Linked DNA regions of Homo sapiens: region 2 is linked to region 1. A link is a loop called in an ENCODE intact Hi-C map of the cell type or tissue named here. Cell type or tissue: natural killer cell. All regions are shown on one strand. Links, peaks and the distances in the headings refer to the core of each region. The heading gives the core; the rest is flanking DNA. Region 1 overlaps PREX1 (phosphatidylinositol-3,4,5-trisphosphate dependent Rac exchange factor 1). Region 2 overlaps PREX1 (phosphatidylinositol-3,4,5-trisphosphate dependent Rac exchange factor 1).

What was found. Hi-C counts contacts between places; a loop is a spot of excess contacts. Peaks named below come from ENCODE experiments on the same cell type or tissue, not always from the same donor. Only the 100,000 strongest peaks of a DNase experiment are listed, where the experiment ranks them.
Region 2: it touches region 1 in a loop (3-fold over the local background); 9 of 110 quality-filtered maps call a loop at or near these places.

What each region holds. Positions count from the first base shown.
Region 1 is chr20:48,712,769-48,720,321 of GRCh38, reverse strand. All of the region lies in intron 5 of PREX1 (phosphatidylinositol-3,4,5-trisphosphate dependent Rac exchange factor 1), which reads left to right. Among named protein-coding and RNA genes, the nearest start is that of PREX1, 110 kb to the left of the region's middle. RefSeq lists enhancers at 533-802, 993-1,172, 3,139-3,198, 4,034-4,243, 7,330-7,379 and 1 more and a silencer at 2,179-2,238. In natural killer cell, for the core only: no CTCF peak of the experiment used is centred there; DNase peaks (open chromatin) are centred at 2,303, 2,981 and 4,101; H3K27ac peaks cover 2,832 bases.
Region 2 is chr20:48,765,520-48,773,072 of GRCh38, reverse strand. The region is part of intron 1 of PREX1 (phosphatidylinositol-3,4,5-trisphosphate dependent Rac exchange factor 1); the gene reads left to right. Among named protein-coding and RNA genes, the nearest start is that of PREX1, 59 kb to the left of the region's middle. RefSeq lists a silencer at 968-1,189. In natural killer cell, for the core only: no CTCF peak of the experiment used is centred there; DNase peaks (open chromatin) are centred at 3,472, 4,163 and 5,362; H3K27ac peaks cover 4,159 bases.

The sequences.
Region 1 (7,553 bases), core at 1,080-6,079:
ATGAGTAAGAAATGTGTATGCTTGTTTAGATGGAATATTTGGATGCTGTGGAAAAAATAAATATCAGGTTCAGAAGATCAGTAAGGACCAGGAGTCACTCAGGGGGTTGCAGGTTTAGATAATGTGGTCAGGGAAGGCTGGACTGAGAAGGAAACATTTGAGCAAAGACCTGAAAGAGGTGAAGGAGGAAGTCAAGCAGGTACCTTGGGGAAAATTGTTCCAGAGGGAACAGCCAGTGCAAAGGCCCTGGGGCAGGACTGTTGCTGGTGTGTCTGGGGAACAGTGAGGAGGCCAGGGTGACTGGAAAGGAAGAGGATAGGGAGAGAGCGAGGGAGTAAGGTTAGAGAGGTAATGGAGCCAGGTCAGGTATGGCCTTGTGGGCCATCGTGGGGTCTTTATTTTCCATCTTGGTGAGGTGGGAGCCATGGGAAGGTTCTGAGCAGGGAGGAATGGGATCTGCCTTAGTTCTAATGGGGTCCCTCTGGCTGTGTGTGGAGGATGGACCGTGGGGTGGTCAGGATGGAGTCAGGGAGACCAGAAAGTGCTTGGCTTCAGTGGTTCGGGTAGGAGATGTCTTGACCTGGTGGTGGCAGTGGAGGTGGGTGCATTTCATGAGAGTTGCCTTTTCACATCCTTTGCCCATTTTCTATTGGACAATTGTCCTTTTGATTTCCCAGAGTCCTTCTATTATTCTGGATACTTTGGGTTATCTCTTTGGAGTTTTTGTCTGACTGATGTTATGCAGTGAGCTCCTCATCTGCTGGGGATCGGGCATTGTCACCGTCTTGCTGAGAAAGCACAGGAAGTCAGAGATCTCTTCACTGCAGCCCCCTCTACCCTGACCCCATCCTCCCCCAACCACAGTGCCCACCCCTTCATCCTGTCTCTCGGGCCGAGCACCAACACCTCGCCCACAGCTGCCCCAGAGACTCAACCTGTGTCAGCCTGTGCTTAGGCTCTTTCCTGTGTGGTGAGCACTAACCTCGGGACACCCCTTGTTGGGGAGTTGGGGGGGGGGTCCTGCCATCACCTCTTCCTTTCAAAGCCATGCTCAGCTGCCCCATCTTCGAAGGAGCCTTCCTAGATCACCTTTTGTGGGGTCCAACCTGGATTCTACTTTCTCTTGTACTGTGTGTGGTTAAGAGTGAATTCGGAAGTCCAACTCCACTTCTTAGCTGTGTGACCAAGGGCAAGTTGCTGAACCTCTCTTTGTCTCCATTTTCCCATCTGTAAAATGGGCATGGTAGTTACCTCCCAGGCTTGCTGTGAAGATCAGATGAGACAATGCATGAAAAAACTCATGAAAGCATTTTGCATACTACTGAGTAAATGGTCATGCTTGTTAAATGTTGGTGACTCAAATATTGTAATGGTTTTTATGCTTATTAATCCTAGCTCCTGACCTTATTAGCATTGCCTCTTTGAAATCTGACTTAAACTCTGTGTGCCTCAGTTTTCTCCTGTGAAATAGTGCCCTAGTTATTGGTTATTATAAAGATGAAATGAAAAATATCTGTAAAATGCTGAGATGTGCTTAATATTAGTTATTTTTATTGTTTCAACGTCTGTTTTTTCCAATATTAATATAACTACATTAAGTTTCTTTTGACTAGTGTTTTCCTGAAATATCTTATTTCTCCTTTTGTGGTTGACCTATCTGAATCCTTAGACTTTAGGTGCTTTTTTTGTTAACTCCATAGAGTTCAATTTAAAATCTGATCTGATAATATCTTCTAACAGGAGCGTTTCGTCCACTTATATTTATTGTGTTTATTAATATATTTGAACTTGGTTCTGCCGTCCTTCTTTTTGATTTCTGTTTATCCTCTTTTTTTGATGCTTTTGCGTCTTTCCGTGTTTTATTTTGGATTGTTTTAGTTTCTTTGGCTTAGTTGCTCTTTTTCCTTTATTTATTTTATTTTTATTTATTTTTGCTTCCACTAAGTTGAAATTTATAGCTATCATCACCACTACCACCACCATTACCATCACCATCAATCACCACCATCTCTCACCATTTTACCCTTTTCTCTAGAGAAATGCCTGTGCAGAGCCTGGAAGTGGGAGCAAGAGGTGTAGAACTTCACGGTGAGCCGTGCTAGGGCCTCTTTGAAAGGCTGGATATAGAGCTCCTGAATGTCAGAGCCTGGAGGGTCAGTAGAGACCTACCACCCTAGGGTCACAAACACAGATACCTGCAGGGCACGTGCAGGAAACGAGTGAGTAGGGTGGTTGTAACTTAGCGAGTTGGGTGGGAACTGTGGCAGACTAGAGGACACACATCCCTTCTAAGGAACAGCCACTGCTCAGCCCAGCCAACTGTTACTGTAAGGTGGAAACGCAAGTCCAGGGTGGCCAGAGCTTCTGCTTTGCTGACAGAGGCTGGCGATAACATTTAGCTTGGTCTCATCACTACCTTGCATACCCAAGAGGCATAGGCACAGAAAGGGGAGGCAACTTGTCCAAGGTCACACAGCACATCCTCATCAAAGCCAGAACAGGAACTTCCTGATAGGAACCCTCTTCCCACTTTACCCCCCTTTCCTCTCTGAGTAGAAGAAAGGAGTTTTTAAAACCCACGAGCATTATTTCCTTTCTCCTGCTAATTCCTAATTGGTGGGACTACAGTTTTCCTAGACATGCAGCAGAGGCTGAAATTGTTAAAATTGGAAATACATTTGCATGAAGTCTGCATATGATTTGCATGCATGCAGGGTGTTTGTGGGTTTTTTTTTGCAATGCTGGGGAGCTCTTCACTTCTGGGTTCTCTTGGACTTCCAGATGTTTTTCGCTTCTTGTTTTCTTTTCCTTTTTTTTTTTTTTTAAAGTGGTGGTGGGTATCCTTAGCACCTCTTCATTTGCATTCTGCTGTCACCCTAGGTATGGCCGCAGGGGACTTCAGCACTGTGGGTACAGGAGCAAGCCAGGCTTCCTGAGCTTAGATGGCAGAGCCTTGGGCAGGCCTGTGTGACTGGAGGCAAGTCACTGAGTGCAGGATCAGCCCCTTCCTGGAGTTGGCTGAGGTGTCCCCAGAAAGTTGGTGTTGTTCTGCTTGACCCAGACCCTGTTGGTGACACCACCCTCCTGCCTTTTTCTCTTTGTGGAGAGGACAATATGGCTTTCCAACCCCCACCAACCCCAAGTCACAGAGAATGGTGGGTATTATCACATCTTCCAGTGACAATTGCAGCTTTGTTTTCACACTGTGGGTTTATGGGTTCATTTTCTTATGATTTCGCTTGCCAGTGACTGAAAATCTACTTTATTGTTTTTATGACATTGTTAATTAAACTTACTTTTAAAAAAAGAATAGAAAACAGAAAAGACCAAGGGTAGGTCTGACTTCAGGCATAGCTGCATCCAGGGCTCAGGCGATACTATCCTGACTCCGTCTGTCCATGTCCTGCTGTGTTTCCCTCAGTGCCAGCCTTGTGCTCAGGAGGCTGCTTTCTTACAGTGGCGTCGTTGGTCACCAGCAGCCTCAGGCCTGTGTGTGACCAGTGTACCCACCCAGGGAGAGGAGAGCATGCCTTTCCCAGCGTTTGCGTAGGAAGTCCCAGCCTGAGGCCCACCGGCTCAGCATGGGTCCCACACTCTCCCTGTGTGGCTGGGAGGATGGAAGGTCAGGCTTTAGTCACAGATCCACACTGGGAGCTGGCTGGGGTGACCTCTCCTGGACTCCATGGCCCGAGAGAGGAGCAGGTGGAAGCAGTAGACCTCTGCAGCTCATCCTCCTCTCTCCTTACCACCTCCTCTTCCTCTGAGCCCTTTGTTCTTCCCCCAGTCCTCTCCTGGGCCTTGGGATAAGGCTGAGTGAGCTGGGCCTTCGGTGAAGCTGAGTGAGCCAGTAGGAGCTGGCTCTAGCCACGTTTGTTTGTTGCCCTTGGGTTTGAGGCCCTGCGCCTCAGGCTGCCTCTTACGGCCATGCTGGGAGCTGATGACACAGTTTTGGGGACATGAAGGGGCTGCTCAGAGCGGGCACCTTTGGACATCCTTTGAGTAAATGTGATTGCAGGGGCGAGAGGGAGGTGAGGCATCTCGCGGAAGCCCAGGCTTCTCTGCGCCAACATCCTCTCTTCTAGGAAGCCTTCGCTTGGGGCCCCACTCGCGAAACCACACAGGACTCGAGGGGCGGATGCTGGGGAAGGCCATCAGCCTGGCTCCTGGAGGGGCTAATGCTGCTGGTTCACAGGGTAGCCCTGGCACACCCCTCTCTTCCCTGCACTCAGTTTTTCTAAAGGATCCCCAGGACCTGCCCTACTTAGACACTTTGTGTTCTAAGAGTCTGATTTGGAGGTGTTCATTTCCAGCTATTACTATTTCTAGAGGGGCCTGTAGATGTGGTTGGCATCTGCCAAGTCCCACTTTCTGTCTCTGTGGCCTTGGGCAAGAGGGTTTTAACCTCTCTGTGCCTCAGTTTCCTTATATATAGAGTGGGATGATAATAGTACCCACCTCACTGGGATGATTCGAGGATGAAATGACTTAATACACTTAAATTTCGAGCAGTGCTTGGTGCACAGTAAGTACTTAGTAGATGCTAGCTATTAGGACTATTACCACGACTTCTATTTTCACTATTATTCCTACTATGCAGAAATCATAAGAAATAGCCACTATTACCACAGACATAATGACGATGATGATAAATATTGTGTCCTTATTGGGTACCAAGACTTTTACATTCATCACCCCATTGGATCCTTACATTAGCCTTAGGGGGTGAGTCTTAGCCTCCTTCACAGATGCACACACTTGGCTTTAGAGAGGTGAGGCCACTTGTGCAAGGCCCCACAGCTGAGATGTGGTGGAGGCGAAGTAGAGACCATGCCTCCCTTTTCCCAGCACCCATTCTCTTGACCACAGAGCTCTCCAGTTTCATCATCTGATAATGGGTTTGAGCTAGAATAAGGCATTAGTGGGCCTGAATCTATCATTGATACTTCTATTGATGGGGAACTTACTACCTTACAAGGTAGCCCTCTCTCTTGCGAGAAAGCTCCAAGTGGTGTAAGAATGGATTAATTCATTCAAACAGTGGTCTCTTGCACTGGTCCCATTGGACTCCTTGAGGTCTTACAGATTCACCGGGCCTCTTAGTCATGTAGTTCTCCCAAGACGCTTAGCAAGCAAGCAAGCAAGCACCTCTTGGGTTCCTTCCAGAAATACTCTTCTCTGGGCCAAACCCTGGAAGTTCATGTATCTGTTCCACTTTGGATATGGATTCCAGGGTTTTCAGTACCATAGTATGTCTCCTTTGAATGTGACTCTATTCTGATTTATTAGTACAGTCTGTTCAGTTCTGAATTGGGCAGGAGCCTTCTCACCTCCCTCCTTTCGCATGTTAGACCTTTGTTAGTATCGCTCAAGCTCTCGTTGGCTTTGAAGATACCCACATTTTATGCCTGTCTGAGACCAGCTGGGACACCTTCGAGTTTCCATATCTGTGCACTCCCTCTGAGACTGTGAAGCAGTAGGAACTTTTTCAAATAAGAGATGGAAAAACTAGCCCAAGCTGACTTACACAACATATATATGTAAAAAATAAATAGGCTCACATAACTGACAAGCCATGGATAGATGGCTTCAGGTATGGCTGGATCATGGTGTCTCAAGGGAATTGCCCAACTGCTTTCCTAAGCTGCTGCAGCATTTTATATTTTTACCAGCAATGTAGGAGGGCTCTATTTTTTTCATATCTCCACCAACAGTTGTTATTCATGTTTTGGATTATAGCTATTCCAGTAGATGTGAAGTGGTATCTCATTTTGGTTTTGTTTTGCATTTTCCCACATGATGTTGAACATCTTTTCATCTGCTTATTGGACATTTGTGTATCTTCTTTGGAGAAATGTCTGTTCAAGTCCTATGCCTGTTTTTTACTTGTATTATTTATCTTTTTGTTGTTAAGTTGTAAGGGTTCTTTACATATTCTGGGTACAAGTTCCTCATCAGATGTGTAATTGATACTATTTTCCTCATTAGGCAGATTGTCTTTTCCCTTCCTTTTAAATTTTATTTATTTTTTGGCTTTCACGTTGGGGTAGTGTCATTTGAAGCACAGAAGTTTTAAATTGTGGTGAAATTCACGTTATCTATTTTTTTTAAGTTGCTTGTGCATTTGGTCATATCTAAGAGCACTTCGCCTAACTTAAGGTCACAAGGGGTTTACTCCTGTGTTTTCTCTGACAGTTTTATAGTTTTAGTTCTTACATTTAGGTCTGTGATCCATTTTGAGTCCATTTTTGTGTGTGGCATGAGGAAGGGGCCAGCCTCATTTTGTTGCACATGGATATTCAGTTGCATCATTTGTTGAAAAGACAGTTCTTTTGTCCATTTAATTGCCTTGGCATCCTTGTGGAAAATTAACTGACCATAAATGTAAGGATTTATTTCTGGACTCTCAATTTTTTTTGATATGCATTGATTTTTACTTTTGATTTTCTTTTTTTTTTTTTTTTTTTATAGTTCTGGGATACATGTGCAGAATGTGCAGCTTTGTTACATATGTCTACATGTGCCATGGTGGTTTGCTGCACCTATCAACCTATCTCTCTCTCTCTTTTTTTTTTTTAAAAGAGATAATAGAGACAGGTTCGTTCTGTCACTCAGGCTGGAGTGCAGTGGCCCGATTATAACTCACTGTAACCTGGAGCTCCTGGGCCCAAGTGATCCTCCCACCTCAGCCTTCCAAAAGCTGGAACTACAGGTGCACATCACTGTGTCTGGCTAAGTTTTTAAAATTTTTTGGTAAAGATGGTGTCCTTCTGTGTTGCCCAGGCTGGTCTTGAACTGCTGGCCACCGCCTACAATTCTTTTCCATTGATCTCTAGGCCTATCTTTATACAGTACTATGTTGCCTCTTTTTTTATGATGGAGTCTCACTCTGTTGCCCAGGCTGGAGTGCAGGGGCTTAATCTTGGCTCACTGCAACCTCTGCCTCCCGGGTTCAAGCGATTCTCCTGCCTCAGCCTCCCAAGTAGCTGAGATTACAGGTGTGCACCACCATGCCTGGCTAATTTTTATATTTTTAGTAGAGATGGGGTTTTGCCATGTTGGCTAGGCTGGTCTTGAAGTCCTTACCTCAGGTGATCCGCCCGCCTTGGCTTCCCAAAGTGCTGGGATCACAGGCGTGAGCCACCATGCCTGGCTTGTGTTATTTCTTCTTTTTTCTTTTTTTTAAGATGGAGTCTTGCTCTGTCACCCAGGCTGGAGTGCAGTGGCGCAATCTTGGCTCACCGCAACCTTTGGCTCACTGCAACCTCCGCCTCCCAGGTTCAACTGATTCTCCTCCCTCAGCCTCCCAAGTAGCTGGGACTACAGGCACGTGCCGCCACGCCCGGCTAATTTTTGTATTTTTAATAGAGACGGGGTTTCACCATGCTGGCCAGGCTGGTCTCGAACTCCTGACCTCGTGATCTGCCTGCCTGGGCCTCCCAAAGTGTTGAGATTACAGGCGTGAGCCACTGTGGCCGTTACTTCTTGAGATCTTGAGGAGTGTGCCGGGAGAGGAAACAGCAAGTCCAAAGGCCTGGAGGCAGGAATGGGCCCTC
Region 2 (7,553 bases), core at 800-5,799, 53 kb before region 1:
CTGGTCTTGAACTCCTGACCTCAGGTGATTTGCCTCCCTCGGCCTCCTAAAGTGCTGGGATTACAGGCATGAGCCACCGCGCCTGGCCAGTTATGGACATTTCTTGAGCACCTACTGTGTGCTGGTAAGCACTTTACAGGTCCTCTCTTACTTAAATCTTTTTAGTAGCTCTTGTTGTGGATCCTGTTTTGCCCATTTTACAGATGAGTAAAACTGAGGTCGGCGAACGTAGTGACCTGCCCAGGGATATGTGGTCCCTGAGTACACTTGTTTTGATTTCTCCAGACAACTTCGCCATTGGCCTTGGCACTCAGCCATGCGGCCATCCTGGCTGGACGGCAGTGGACAGGGTGAGTCCTAGCCCAGCCTGCTCTGCCCCTTCCTCCTTCCTCAGCCCTCAGTTTCAGGGCAGTAAATTTCCTCAGCAGACATGAAGCGATTTGTATACTGTCGCCTTTCCTCCCGCTGAGCTGCCGACTTCCTTTCCAGCTTGATGTGGTGGGAAGTTCCGCAAAGAGAAAAAGGGAACTGCTGGGTCTGTGTCCCGTGGTTGGTGGCTGGGGCAGTATTTGGGGCATTGGAGTGCTGTCCTCCTATGGCACTGCTTGGGCTGGGGCATCTCTTCTGCAGGTATGGCCATGGGCACGTCTCACCCAGTGTCACAGGGACAGGGGCCGGCCTGATTCACCAGAAACAGGGCTGCCACGAGCTGCGCACCTGCGCCTTCTTGGGGGCATGGGCACCCTGCAGGGCCATACCTGTGCCACCCAAGAAACCTGGCCCAGCTTTCTGGAACCCCAGTTTTGCTCAGTGATATGGCTGGACACATTATTTTTACTTTTTTATTTTTTTAGTTATTTTATTTATTTATTTATTTTGAGACAGAGTCTCGCTCTGTTCAGCCAGGCCGGAGTGCAGTGGCTCGATCTCAGCTCACAGCAACCTCCGCCTCCCAGGTTCGAGCGATTCTCTTGCCTCAGCTTCCTGAGTAGCTGGGACTACAGGTGCCCGCCACCACGCCTAGCTAATTTTTGTATTTTTAGTAGAGATGGGATTTCACCATGTTGGCCAGGGTGGTCTCGAACTCCTGAACTCAGGTGATTCGCCCACCTCAGCCTCTCAAAGTGCTGGGATTATAGATGGGAGCCACCGCGCCCAGCCTAGACACATCATTTTTAGAGGAAAATCAAATGCAAGTAATAATAATAGCAAAACACGCTTGCTGAATGCTTCTTCTATGCTAGTGCGTGGCATCACACCCTGCCCACAGGGCTGTGGTGAGGATTTATGGGTTTCTGTTGAGAAAGCACTTGGAACCGTGTCCGGCATGAAGGAATTCTTAATGAGCATCAGCTGGGCCTCGGGTTCCTCCTCCGCATGGTGATGGGGCTGCACGGCTGATAAGGCTTGAACTTTTGTTGCCTTTTTTTATTTTGAGATGGAGTTTTGCTCCTGTCGCCCAGGCTGGAGTGTAATGGCACAGTCTCAGCTCACTGTAACTTCTGCCTCCTGGGTTCAAGCCATTCACCTGCCTCGGCCTCCCAAAGTGTTGGGATTACAGGCGTGAGCCACCACGCCCGGCTAGAACTTGTTGCCTTTGGCATCATTTTAGAGCAATAAATTGGTGCAAACCCTTTGGCAAAACACTTAGCGGAGACAACAAGAGACTCCCAAACAGTGATTCCCCTGGAATTGCAGGGGATCCCACTGCTGAAAAAAATCCTAAGCATGGGGGGAAAATCCCCAGATACTTTTATGTACCAGGTTACTCATTGAAACACCACTGTGAGCGCTCAAAATCGGCAACAACCTAAAGGTCGGATAGGGAAATGGTTAGGGACATGAGCCACACCCATTTCCTTAGCCACTGTGGACCACTGGAAAGGTGACATGCAAAATTATGTGCAACCGGTGATGACAGCCATGCCTAAAAACTGCAGGAGACGCCATGGAAGGTGACATGTTGAAATATTGACAGTGGGCACTGTCAGAATGTGTGATTTCCAGTTTTCTTCCTATGACTTTATTAATTTTCCTGATGAAAGGCAACTGTACATACTGAAACCAGAAGACTCAACCAGCACCTTCTAAACCTGGTGCCCCATCGCAGGTGCCTGGGGAAGCATGTTAACAAGGCAGATGCCCAGGCTCCTCCCTCTCCCACTGCGTTGGAGCCTCTCAGTCTTCAGGGCCCAGGAATCAGCATTTCCACTGAGTGCCCCAGGTGATTCAGACGCCTGCTGTAGCCTGAGGGTCATGGATTAGGGCTGCCAAGGGGTTGCCTTGTGATTGCAAAGGTTTGCAAATCTGGGTCTCCAGTTTCCTTTCCTTCCTCACTTCTGCATGGCCAGATTTTTTTTTTTGAGATGGAGATTCACTTTGTCACCCAGGCTGGAATGCAGTGGAGCAATCTTGGCTCACTGCAACCTCTGCATCCCAGGTTTAAGTGATTCTCCTGCCTCTGCCTCCCAAGTAGCTGGGATTACAGGCATGCACCACCATGTCTGGCTAATTTTTTATTTTTAGTAGAGATGGGGTTTTGCCTTGTTGGCCAGGCTGGTCTCGAACTCCTGACCTCAGGTGATCCACCTGCCTCAGCCTTCCAAAGTGCTGGGATTACAGATGTGAGCCACTGTGCCTGGCTGGCCAGATCTTGCCTGTTTGTCAAGGTCATGCTCAGGGTCCTCCCTGACCTCCTCTGAGCTGCTTTCCCTGCCCTGCTGCCCATTCTCGGGTTCGTGTACCTCCTGGAGCCCTTCAGGGTTATCTGGGAGCTTTGGAAAAAGAGCTGATTTCCTGGCTTTTCCAGACCTCTTGAGTCAGACTGTCATTTCCTGGTATACCTCCTGGGCAAAACATGTGTTTTGAAAAGCTTGACAGGTAATTCTTATGCCCGCTTCCTGGGCATCAGACCCACTGACCTAGAGATGGCTCCCACCTGGCTTTTAAAACCAGATTTCTAATTGTTCTTTTTAATTGGTAAAGATAGCACATATTCTTAGCAGACAATTGAAATCCTGCAGAAAATTTTAGAAAGTCCATTCCGTGATAAACCTCAAATTTACCTCCTTGGGCTTACAAGTGATTTATGGAGCACCTGCTGTGTACTGAGTGTCCAGGCTGCCGCAGTGCACAATACAGACAAAAGCTCTCTCCCTCACCGTGTGTGCAGTGAAGACAGACAGTGAAGGTGTCAGCCAAGGAAAATTTGTAGTGTTCTCAGGTGGTAAGTGCTATGGAAAAACATGAAGCAAAATTAGAGGGCTGGGCTGCTGGGAAGATGTGGCAGTTTTCAATGGTGTGGGCAGGGCAGGCTTCACTGAGGAGGTGACGTTTGAGCAGAGACCTGAAGGAGCAGAGTGAATGAGTCATGTGGTTACGTGGTGACAGGCGTTCCAGGCAGAGGGGACAGCCAGTGCAAAGGTCCTGTGGCAAGAGCCTGTCTCATGTGTTTCTGCACCTTCAAGGGTGCCAGTGTGGGAGGAGATGAGGGAGAAGGGAGTTGCGTAGGAGGTGAGGTCACAGAGTGTGAGCTCATTCTGATAGCGCAGCCTCTGTTGGAGGATTTTAAGCAGAAAGGCAACATGCAAGGGCTCTTTGATGTACGAAGCCGGCCCCATGCCTAGTGGGTGCTGGGGCTCCTAGAGATGCCCCAGCGACGACGGTAGAGTAGGTGTTTGTGGCTGTCCCTGTGCCTGTGGTGGGCGGGGGACACCTCTCACACACCTGGAGAGGATCCCCTCAGGATTCAAGGCACGTCTCATTCAACGGGGCAGCCCCTCATCTCCCCTCCCCCGCACCACCACCCCCAGCCTCTTTGCTTCAGAACCTGAGAGCAGACACAGGCTTCCTGTTCCCGAATCTTCTTAGAAGCAGGGTTGGGAGGCAGCGAGGGGGTGTGTGTGGAGGGTGGCTCGTCTCTTTGGCAACGGGCCTCAAAGAAGCCAGGGCTTCGTGGATGCACAGTTGTAGAAGGAATGGGAATGGGGTCTGGCTCTGCCTGAAGCCAGAACGATGTATTGGCCCTCAGGGCTTGAGCCAGGACAACCCATGCGTGGACAGTAGACAAACCAGGGTGGACGGTGACAATCTCCTTTTAAACCCTTTGCTGAAAAAAAAAAAAGGGAATAGTTTCTGTTGCAGGATAATTACAGACAGTGAAGTGCACAGCTCCATTGGTGATTACGTATGCATCACCACCAGGTGAAGATCTAGAACATTCTTTGCCTCCAGAGTCCCCTTGAGCCCCTTGCCAGTCTTTATCCAGCCTTGAATGACGACTTTTCTTTTTTTTTTTTGAGGCAGAGTCTCGCTTTGTCACCCAGGCTGGAGTGCAGTGGCATGATCTCAGCTCACTGCAACCTCTGTCTCCTGGGTTCAAATGATTCTCCTGCCTCAGTCTCCTGAGTAGCCACCATGCCTGGCTAATTTTTATATTTTTAGCAGAGACGGGGTTTCATCGTGTTGGCCAGGCTGGTCTCGAACTCCTGAACTCAAGTGATCGGCCGCCTCTGCCTCCCAAAGTGCTGGTATTACAGGCGTGAGCCACTGGGCCCGGCCGAGTGACGGCTTTTCTAACCTCTGTCATCAAAGAAGGGTCTTGCCAGTTTTGGGACTTCGTAGATGTGGAATCCCACGGGTGGCTGCACCCTTTTGTGTCTGGCTTCTTTCGCTTGGGCCATGTTTTTGAGATGCGTCCAGTTTGCTGCGTGTGTTAGCAATTTTCTTTTGATTACTGAATCATTTTCTGTTGTGTGAGAACACCACCATTTGTTCATCCGTTCTCCTGTTGATGGACATTGGTAATTTTAAAATTTGAGTTTTTATTGTGTTCCATTCTCTGTGCTAAGCACTTTATGTTTTGAGTGATATTTCCTTGAATCCTCAAAAGAACACTGAGAGATAGAGGCTTTTACTCTGTGTTACATACATAGGAATGGAAGCTTGGAGGCTTATGGAACTTCACCTCCTTTCCCCTCTTAACCAGTATTTATTCAGCATCTTCTGTCTACCTCAACCCATGCTGTGGATTCAGCACAAGCAGCCAGAGACCCTCACCATCACGGAGCTGGCAGTGCGCAGAGAGGAGGACTCTAAATTAGCAAAATGCATAGAACAACACTTTGTGCTACCTGCATTACAGGGAATTAAAACAGATTATCGAGGTAGAGGGTGGCTCGGGGGCGACTTGTGGCTTGGGTGAGGCTGCTTCAGCCAGGATGGTCAGGGGAGGCTCTCTGTGGAGGTGATATTTGAGCATCCTGTGCAGTGACGATGAGGGGCGGGGAACAGCACGTGCAAAGTCCCTGAGGTAAGAAAAAGCCTGGGGTGACCTAGGAAGGGCAGACTAGGCATTGGGGCTGCAGTGGAATGAGACACACGACTCTGGGGAAATGTCGGGAAAGTACAGCGTGGTCTGTAGTTGGAGAGGGCTGCTTTTACGTCGATGCACTGACAGATAAGAACCCCATCAGTGATGGTAACGTAAGCGTTGGCATTTCACTCTGGTGCGACTCTGAAGTTAGGGTTCGTTATCTATTTCCTTCTCTGAGTTAGGTGGAAACTGAGGTTCAGAGGCCCACGTACCCTCCCCCGCTGACAGGTGGGGACTTGAACCAGCTTGTCTGACACCAGAACCTCCATCTTCCAGCTCTCAGCCATCCCCTCTTCAGGGCCCTCGTTTGAGGGGGCTTCTTCATGCTTCTCTGGTTCCATCATCTCCCCTCCCTCCTCGGGGGCTCTGTCCCATAGTCAGGTCCCCCAGGGAAGGAGCCATTGAAAGACTCCCTTGCAGAATCCCTGGTGAGCTGTCGTAGTCTGTGGTGTGGCTGGTTGTCACTGGTCTGGCTGGAAGGCAGGGAGTCGAGGTGGTTAGAATGTGTGGGCCTGACCTCATAGCCCCAGAGCTGGGAGCCCTTTGAGATCCTCTCATCTGACCACTGTTCCCCGTTTCGCGGACGAGGGAACAGAGTGTGGGAGCAGCTTTCTCAGGGTCCCACAGCGAGTCTGTGGCAGGGCTACATTTGGCAACCAGGTCAGCAGGCCCTGAGTGGTGGGCGCTGTGCAGATGGGGAAACTGAGGCCCAGAGAGGAGGAATCAGTCATCTGAAATCATTCAGCTAGTGTGCAGCATTTCTCGTAGTCCTCATGGTAATCCATGAAGCCGGCAGTGTTATCACACAGTGTCTATTTTACAGGTGAGGAACCTGCCCCAGAGAAAGGGGTCTCCCTCCCTCTACCCGTCCATCCACTCACTCACCAAGAATGAGCATAAATGAAAGAAGATGGAAACTGGGACTAAGTGGGACCTCTGAGAGGTCTTAGGCTGGTGGGCAAGCCTGTTATTAATTGAATCATCACATAAATCAAGGTTAAGTTATAGTCATGGTGGCACTAAGTATGGGAGCCTATGCATGGGTTTCCTGGGCCCTGACCAACCTTGGATCTCACTGGGGAGGGCAGGGAATGTGAGACTTGAAGCAGCTGGCAGGAGGGAGATGAGTGTTGCAGGTGGAGGGAGCACCTGTGCTGAGGCCTGGGGGCAGGAGCAAGCTGGGTGTGTTTGGGGAACAGCTGAGGATCCTGGAGGCCGGTCTGGCTGCAGCACAGCTTGGAGGCTGAGGTCAGGTCCTGCAGAGCCCTTCTGGATGGGGTTCTCAGAGAAGCGGGGAGCGGCTGATGGGCTGGGCAGGGCAGTGGGTGACCACATTTGCCTTTTGTGACGATCCCTTTGTGTCACTCCACCCAGGGATGCCTAAGTGATCTAGGCCAGTGGTCCCCAGCCGTTTTGGCACCAGGGACGGGTTTCCTGGAAGACATTTTTTTCCACGGACCTAGGGGTGGGGAAGGGATGGTTTCAGGATGATTCAAACACATTACATTTGTTGTATACTTTGTTTCTATTATTATTACATTGTAACATATAATGAAATAATTATGCAACTCACCATAATGTAGAATCAGTGGGAACCCTGAGCTTGTTTTCCTGCAACTAGACAGTCCCATCTGGGGGTGATGGGAGACAGTGACAGATCATCAGGCATTAGATTCTCGTAAGGAGGGTGCAACCTAGATCCCCGGCATGGGTGGTTTGCAGTAGGGTTTGTGCTCCTATGAGAATCTGATGCTGCTGCTGATGTGACAGGAGGCGGAGCTCAGGTGGTCATGCGGGCAATGGGGATGGCTCTAAATACAGATGAAGCTTTGCTTCTTGCCTGCTGCTCACCTCCTGCTGTGTGGCCCGGTTCCTAACAGCCCACGGCCCAGGGATTGGGGACGCTGATTTAGGCCTCCCAACTCCTGGTCTTCCCACGAGGCTACACTATTCTCCTTCCCCTAATTAAATTCTCCCAATTTTTGAACTGAAGAAGCAGTATAGCCCCATGGGAAAGAGACTTGGCTCTGAAGCCCCTGGGGCCTGCACTTAGGTCTGGCTCCGTCCTCCTCCTCTGCATGACTTTGAGCAAATAACTCTGTTCCTTGTCTGTGAAATGGGGGTGTAGGAGTCGCTTCCTCCTGTACCCCTGGCATTGGCATGCAGTAAGCACTTAATA